Regions from separate parts of the Homo sapiens genome. Here region 1 is linked to region 2. The links are chromatin loops, found by intact Hi-C in ENCODE. Cell type or tissue: Caco-2. All regions are shown on one strand. Links, peaks and the distances in the headings refer to the core of each region. The heading gives the core; the rest is flanking DNA.

Region 1 (2,914 bases), core at 160-2,659, 310 kb before region 2:
GTTTTCCCCAGTTGACTTGCGAGATTTCTAAGGGGAGAGGCTGAGGTGAATCTTGGTCTTCTTCATTTAAGTGTGTTCCAGTTGACATACCAGGCAACCAAAAAAAAATGTATTACCTACAGAAAAGAAGTTCATATCAAAGAAGTGAATGCCTAATGGTGGAATTTCAGGGCCAAGTCTGTGTGGGGGTTTACTCATCTAGATTCTACTATATGTGTTGAGTTCTAGGGCTGAGCTGGATGGAGAGAAAGTTAGGCAGGACGGTACCTTTCCTGGTTCCTACCATCAACATCGCTGACTGAGTTTATGGGGAACACTGCTGGTATTTCATCCTGCAGGGATTCTTGAAACCTGCCATGAGCTAAGACAGCTCATTTTCAAGAGCTTTAAGTGGTCCTGAGCGGATGCTTAGCTGGGGACTTGTCATGGCCTGAGGTGACATACCCTTTCTGCAGAGGGAGAAGGCCTCTGAACCTTTCTTTCTTCAGAACCTGGGGGACTAGGGAGGAAGGGAAACCCCTCCATGACTTGCCTGCTTGGGGCTAGGAGCTGGAAATGGAGACAGAGGAAGCTGCTTCTTATTATGCACAGGGCCAGGAGAAACCCTTGGGCTTTGCCCGGGGCCAGGGCTGGCTTCCCTGTGACTTTCTCTCCACACACCCTCTCATCCTCCCTGGCTTCAGGAGTGACAGATAGAAGCAGAACTAAGCCGGCTGTACCCATCATTAATAACAGAAATATTCAGGATAGCTCATTCTCATGGAGAGCTCACTGTTCTTTGAAAATACCTTAGATTCACGAACAGATTGAAAAGGGTCAAGAGAGGTTAAGAACAGCCAATATTTATAGAGCTTGTGCTCTCAGCCACAATTTCAAAGTGTTCTGTGTGCATTACTTCATTGAATCTTTAGAACAACCCTGGAAAGTGGGGTATAATTGGCTCCATTTTAAAGAAAACAATACCTCAGCTATGCAGTTTGAGTAATGGTCCCGAGATCACTCCAAAAGGAAAAGTGTAGCACCAGATTTGGAATCAAACAGGAAGACTCCAGAGCCTAAGTTCATTCTCTGCGGTCCTGCTCTACTTGGTGGTGGGGAAGGGGAGGGAGGAGATGAGGTGAGGTTGAGGAAAGAATACTTCAGTGTGTGCTTAATCTGCCTCCTCCTGCACCCTGCCCTCCTCCTGAAGGTCTGTCCTGGCCACGGCAGCCTACATTATGTCCTCTTTCCAGCTTCTGTTTTGACCTGGTATTGACATTTGACTTGGCATGGCTTATCATTATCTCTATCTTGTTAGGATTGCAACACCCTAGTGAGCAGGGAATGGCCTCCAGCTCCCTCAGGCTCTCCTAGGATACCTTACAGCAGAGGTCAGGGTAGGGCTGATAAACACTTATAGTTGCCCAGAGCCCGGTACCTGGTCCACAGCTAGGGTGACCAAACATTCTAGTGTGTTTCAGTTTTGGCACTAAACTCTGGCATTCTGGGAGGCCCCACAATACTGGTTGGTCACCCTATATCTCATTTGACAAGCAAGGACATTGGTCCTTGGGGGACACAGTGTGGTCCCAGTCTCACCCATGGTTATTGGTGGAGGCTGATCCCAAGGCCTGCTCTCTGACCCTGATCCAGTTCCCTCTCCTCCTGCTGCTTTAGAAGTGAGGGCTCAGTCTCCTGCTCTTGCTTGTTAGGTCAAAAGCTTTTAGAGACAGCCACTGTCTTCTCTATGGGCTCTGAGATGCTTCTTATTCTCTTTTGGAGAAAAGACCCCCACAGTCAAGAAGCTTTGGCTGAGCCATCCTTACTTACAGAGCTTGTGCTGGGCAAGTCTTGGAGGGTCAGCCTGTGTTCTCTAGGGGCTTGCTAACAGAAAGGAAACGGCTTTTCCTCGAACCACAGAGCACAGCAACTCTTCAGACACGCTCGGTCAGCCTGCAGGGGCAGGGGGTGGTTGCCAAATTCTAATGATCAGAAATTAGAAACGGGAACAGTGAATTCTAGACCAGCAGCCTCCAAAGTGGGATGCACAAAACTATCCTTTGGAATAGGGGAAGAAAATGTTAAGACATCTATTTCTATTTACGTTTATCACTCTTTAAAATGATTACATCTGTGTGCACTTTATTGCGTATGTAATATGAGCACCATATGGTGCATGATGGGCATACAAATACACACGTGGGAGTGGACACTGATGGGGGTTGCTCATTCAGAAGTGCTCCCTATGTCTCCACAGCTGTATTTTAATGATCATGAGGTGGGCTGGCTGGAAGATGGTCACTTTCAGCAGAGGAGGTTCAGAAGAAGGAGAGAGTGAGTCTTAGAGTAAATTGGCTTAGAACATCCCTTAGTTGATGTTTAATGCAGATGATGCTTAAGTGTTTCTGGATGGTGTGTGATTTCTTGGAGCGATTTTGTGCATCAGGAAGTGAACTTCCTGCAGCCACATTTTGCACATCTTGTTCCATTACTTGTCTAACAGGATGCTCACATTAGCTTGTGGGTGACAAGAGGCAGGCTAGACAGAGCAGAGGTTCTCAAAGTGGAGTTTTCATATCAGCAGTAAGAGCCTCACTTGGGAAGTTGTTGGCGATGCAGATTCTTAGGCTTGCTTTCAGCCCCACTGACTTAGCGACTCTTTGGGTGGGGCCCAGCATGTCTTGTTTGGACCATTTGTCCAGGTGATGCTGATGATAGGCAAGATTGAGAACCATGGAGATACACAGGCAGGGGCACACAGTTTGAATCCTGGTTCTGCTCCTGCTGCTTCTGTGGCCTGGGACAAGTGACTGATGGCCCAGAGCCTTGATTTCCCCATCTGACAAATGAGAGTGATAACACCTCTCTCCTGGCATTAGTATGAGGATTAAAATAGGAGACAACTGATGTAAAGTGCTTAGCACTGTGCAGAGCA
Region 2 (2,914 bases), core at 148-2,647:
CCCATTCTCATCCATTGGAATGAATTCCTCTCTGACCTTTGTATTGTGCTGTTAGGATTCGTGCTATAGGAGCACCATACGCAGCCTGCTTTGTACTGACAGGTAGGACTGCAGCTTCCATGATAGCAATGTGGCAGGGACTGTGGCCCCCTTGTTTTTCGCTATGTCCCTAGTACCTGGAACAGTGCCTGACACATAGTTCATACTTGTTGAATGAATGAATGAGTGAGTCTTCTTAGGATCATGATAGTAAGGAACAGTTATTGATTGCTTATTAAAAGTAGGCACTATGCCCAGCATCTCACAGTCATTCTCTGAGTTAATATTCACAATAACTCGATGAGTAAATATTCATAGCCCAAGTTTACAGTTTGGGAAACTGAGGTTCAGGGTCTAAGTAAGTGGCAGGTCCAAGACTCAGGTTAGTCCAATTCTGGAGCCCATCTTTTAAAATGATTAGACCAGTGGTTCTCAAAGTGTGGTTCCTGGATCAGCAGCATCAGCGTTACTGGGGACTTGTTACACATGAGGGTTCTTAGAGCTCAACCGAGACCCAGGGATCAGAAACCGCGAGTTGGAGCCAGCAGTCTGTGTTTTAACAAGCACTCCTGGTGATCTCCAGTTTTGGAGCCACCGTACTGACTTATGCTGGGATGGTTCTCGAATTTTTATTAGAATCCCCCAGAGTGCTTTTAAAACTCTTCATGTTCAGGCCAAGCCTTTAAACCATTAACCTAAGAATCTCTGGGTGGAGGGTGTGACCTAGGCTCAGCTTCTTTTAATGTTTCTCAGTTGTGTCTGAAGTGCAGTCAGGATGAGAACCACTTGTATGCATCTCCTAACTTTCTAAACTTTACTGTGCATGAGAAGCACCAGGAGATCTTGTTAGAATGCAGTTTCTGATTTAGGAAGCCTATGCTAACGTCAGAGATCTACATTTCCACCAGCTCTCAGGTGTAGTGATTCTCCTGCTCTGTGGACCACACTTTAAATAGCCAGGCTTACCAATCCACTTAAAAATGGCCAAAACCACAATTACTTTTGCACCAAACTAATACACTGTGCTGTCCAGTATGGTAGCTCCTAGCCACATTTGCCTATTTAAAAGCTCAGTTCCTCCATCCTACCAGCTGTTTTTCAGGTACTCAAGAGCCCCATGTGGCTCATTGGCTGCGGAGCTGGACAGCACAGATGTGGAACATTCCATCATCATAGACAGTTCTGTGGGACCACGCTGCTCTAGAATGAGTCTGTGACAGCACACACCATGGCTTTTTACTTTTTGTATGCCCAGGACACTCTTGCACATAGTGGAAGCTTAGCAAATGTTTTTTGAAGTGATTTTGAGTGAATGGACCAATGGTAAAAATTCTATATCTAAAAGAAATAAATAACTTTCCTGAAGAAATGCTAGAGAAATCATGAATACACTGTTAAAAGGAACCCTCTACCACCCTACCCAAATTAAATTAAATATACTTAAGGACTCAGTAGGCCAAAAAGCACAAGAGACACTGGACCATGCTCCAGCTCCAGGACACACTACTCTGCTGCTACTGAAATGGCATTTTGGGCTCTGAAAGGAAAGGTCTCTGGTGCCCCCTAGAGGCTGGTCCTGCAATTTGCTGGATTTGTGAGCAATTAAGTAGCAAGGGGAGAGGGGAAGGGGGCCAATTTCATCATGCTCAGATGGGCAGTTCGTGGTTAGCAGTGGTGGAGATAGGCTCACTTTGAACTCCTATAAGCTATTTGACATCTGATAACTTGACTCAACCGCTATGACCAAAAGCACCCCTCCCCCAAGGGAGTTGCTTCTCAGTGACAGTGCCCGAAGCCTGGAAGGAAGGGCCCCTGAGTGCCCCCAGAGGTCACCCACTCCATGTTCCAGGCAGCTGACTTTCAACTTGGACATCTAGATTCCCTGAAGCCCAGAGCCTTCTAAGTAAACTGCTGTCTGTAGTCTGTGGGTTTCTTTAGAATAAGAATAGTGAAATAAAGAAAAGAAAAAGTATGATTTCCCTTTTTGGGCCAGGTGTCCTTAGGAGAGTGGGGGTTGGGGGGTTTGAGAGAAAGAGAAATCCAAAAGAAAAGTGCTTCCATAACTAGAATAAAGTTAGATGTGTTCATATTACACATATTACATATATGTGTATATATATGTATGTATGTGTATGTACATACAGTATATAATTGTCTCAAGTGCTCTTCCAAACAGTACTATGAAATAGGTGTCATTTGGGGGCCCATATTACAGATGGGGAAACTGAGGCTTCAGAAGGTTAAATAAATTGCTGAGAGTCACCTAGTGAGTAAATGGTAGAGCTCAGCTTTGATCTCAGGCAATCTACCTCCAAAGTCCATGTTACTTGATATGATACTATGCTGTCTCTCAAGCTACAAGTTAACACATTTTTAATAACTTACCAGCCTCCAAACTACTTTTTTCCCCCATGTTCACCAGTCCCCTCTTCTGAGCTTCTTGACCCATTCTATACAAGTAGCCAAATAAATAAAAACAATCCATGTTTTTACCATTAGTCCATGTTGAAATAGTATCATGCTAGATGTTATGGGCTGCTATGGTCTGAATGTTTGTATCTGCCCCAAATGTATGTGTTGAAATGAAATCCCAATGCCGTCGTGTTGGAGATGGGGCCTCTGGGAGATGATTAGATCATGAGGGTGGAGCCCTCAGGAATGGTATTGGTGCCCTTATGAAAGAAGCCCTTGGGAGGCTGTTTGTCCCTCCCACCATGCAGGGAAACAAGAAAGTGCCATCTATGGAGCAGAGAAAAAACCCTCCCCAGATGCTGAATCTGTTGTCGCCTTGATCTGGGACATTCCGGCCTTTAGAACTGTGAGCAATCAATTGCTGTTGTTTATAAATTACCCAGTCTAAGGTATTTTGTTAGCG

What was found. Hi-C counts contacts between places; a loop is a spot of excess contacts. Peaks named below come from ENCODE experiments on the same cell type or tissue, not always from the same donor. Only the 100,000 strongest peaks of a DNase experiment are listed, where the experiment ranks them.
Region 1: it touches region 2 in a loop (3-fold over the local background); 20 of 110 quality-filtered maps call a loop at or near these places.

The regions. Positions count from the first base shown.
Region 1 is chr10:77,484,452-77,487,365 of GRCh38, reverse strand. All of the region lies in intron 1 of KCNMA1 (potassium calcium-activated channel subfamily M alpha 1), which reads left to right. Among named protein-coding and RNA genes, the nearest start is that of KCNMA1-AS3, 140 kb to the right of the region's middle. In Caco-2, for the core only: no CTCF peak of the experiment used is centred there; a DNase peak (open chromatin) is centred at 1,325.
Region 2 is chr10:77,172,753-77,175,666 of GRCh38, reverse strand. The region is part of intron 5 of KCNMA1 (potassium calcium-activated channel subfamily M alpha 1); the gene reads left to right. Among named protein-coding and RNA genes, the nearest start is that of KCNMA1-AS2, 33 kb to the right of the region's middle. In Caco-2, for the core only: a CTCF peak has its summit at 1,609 (motif pointing left); a DNase peak (open chromatin) is centred at 1,606.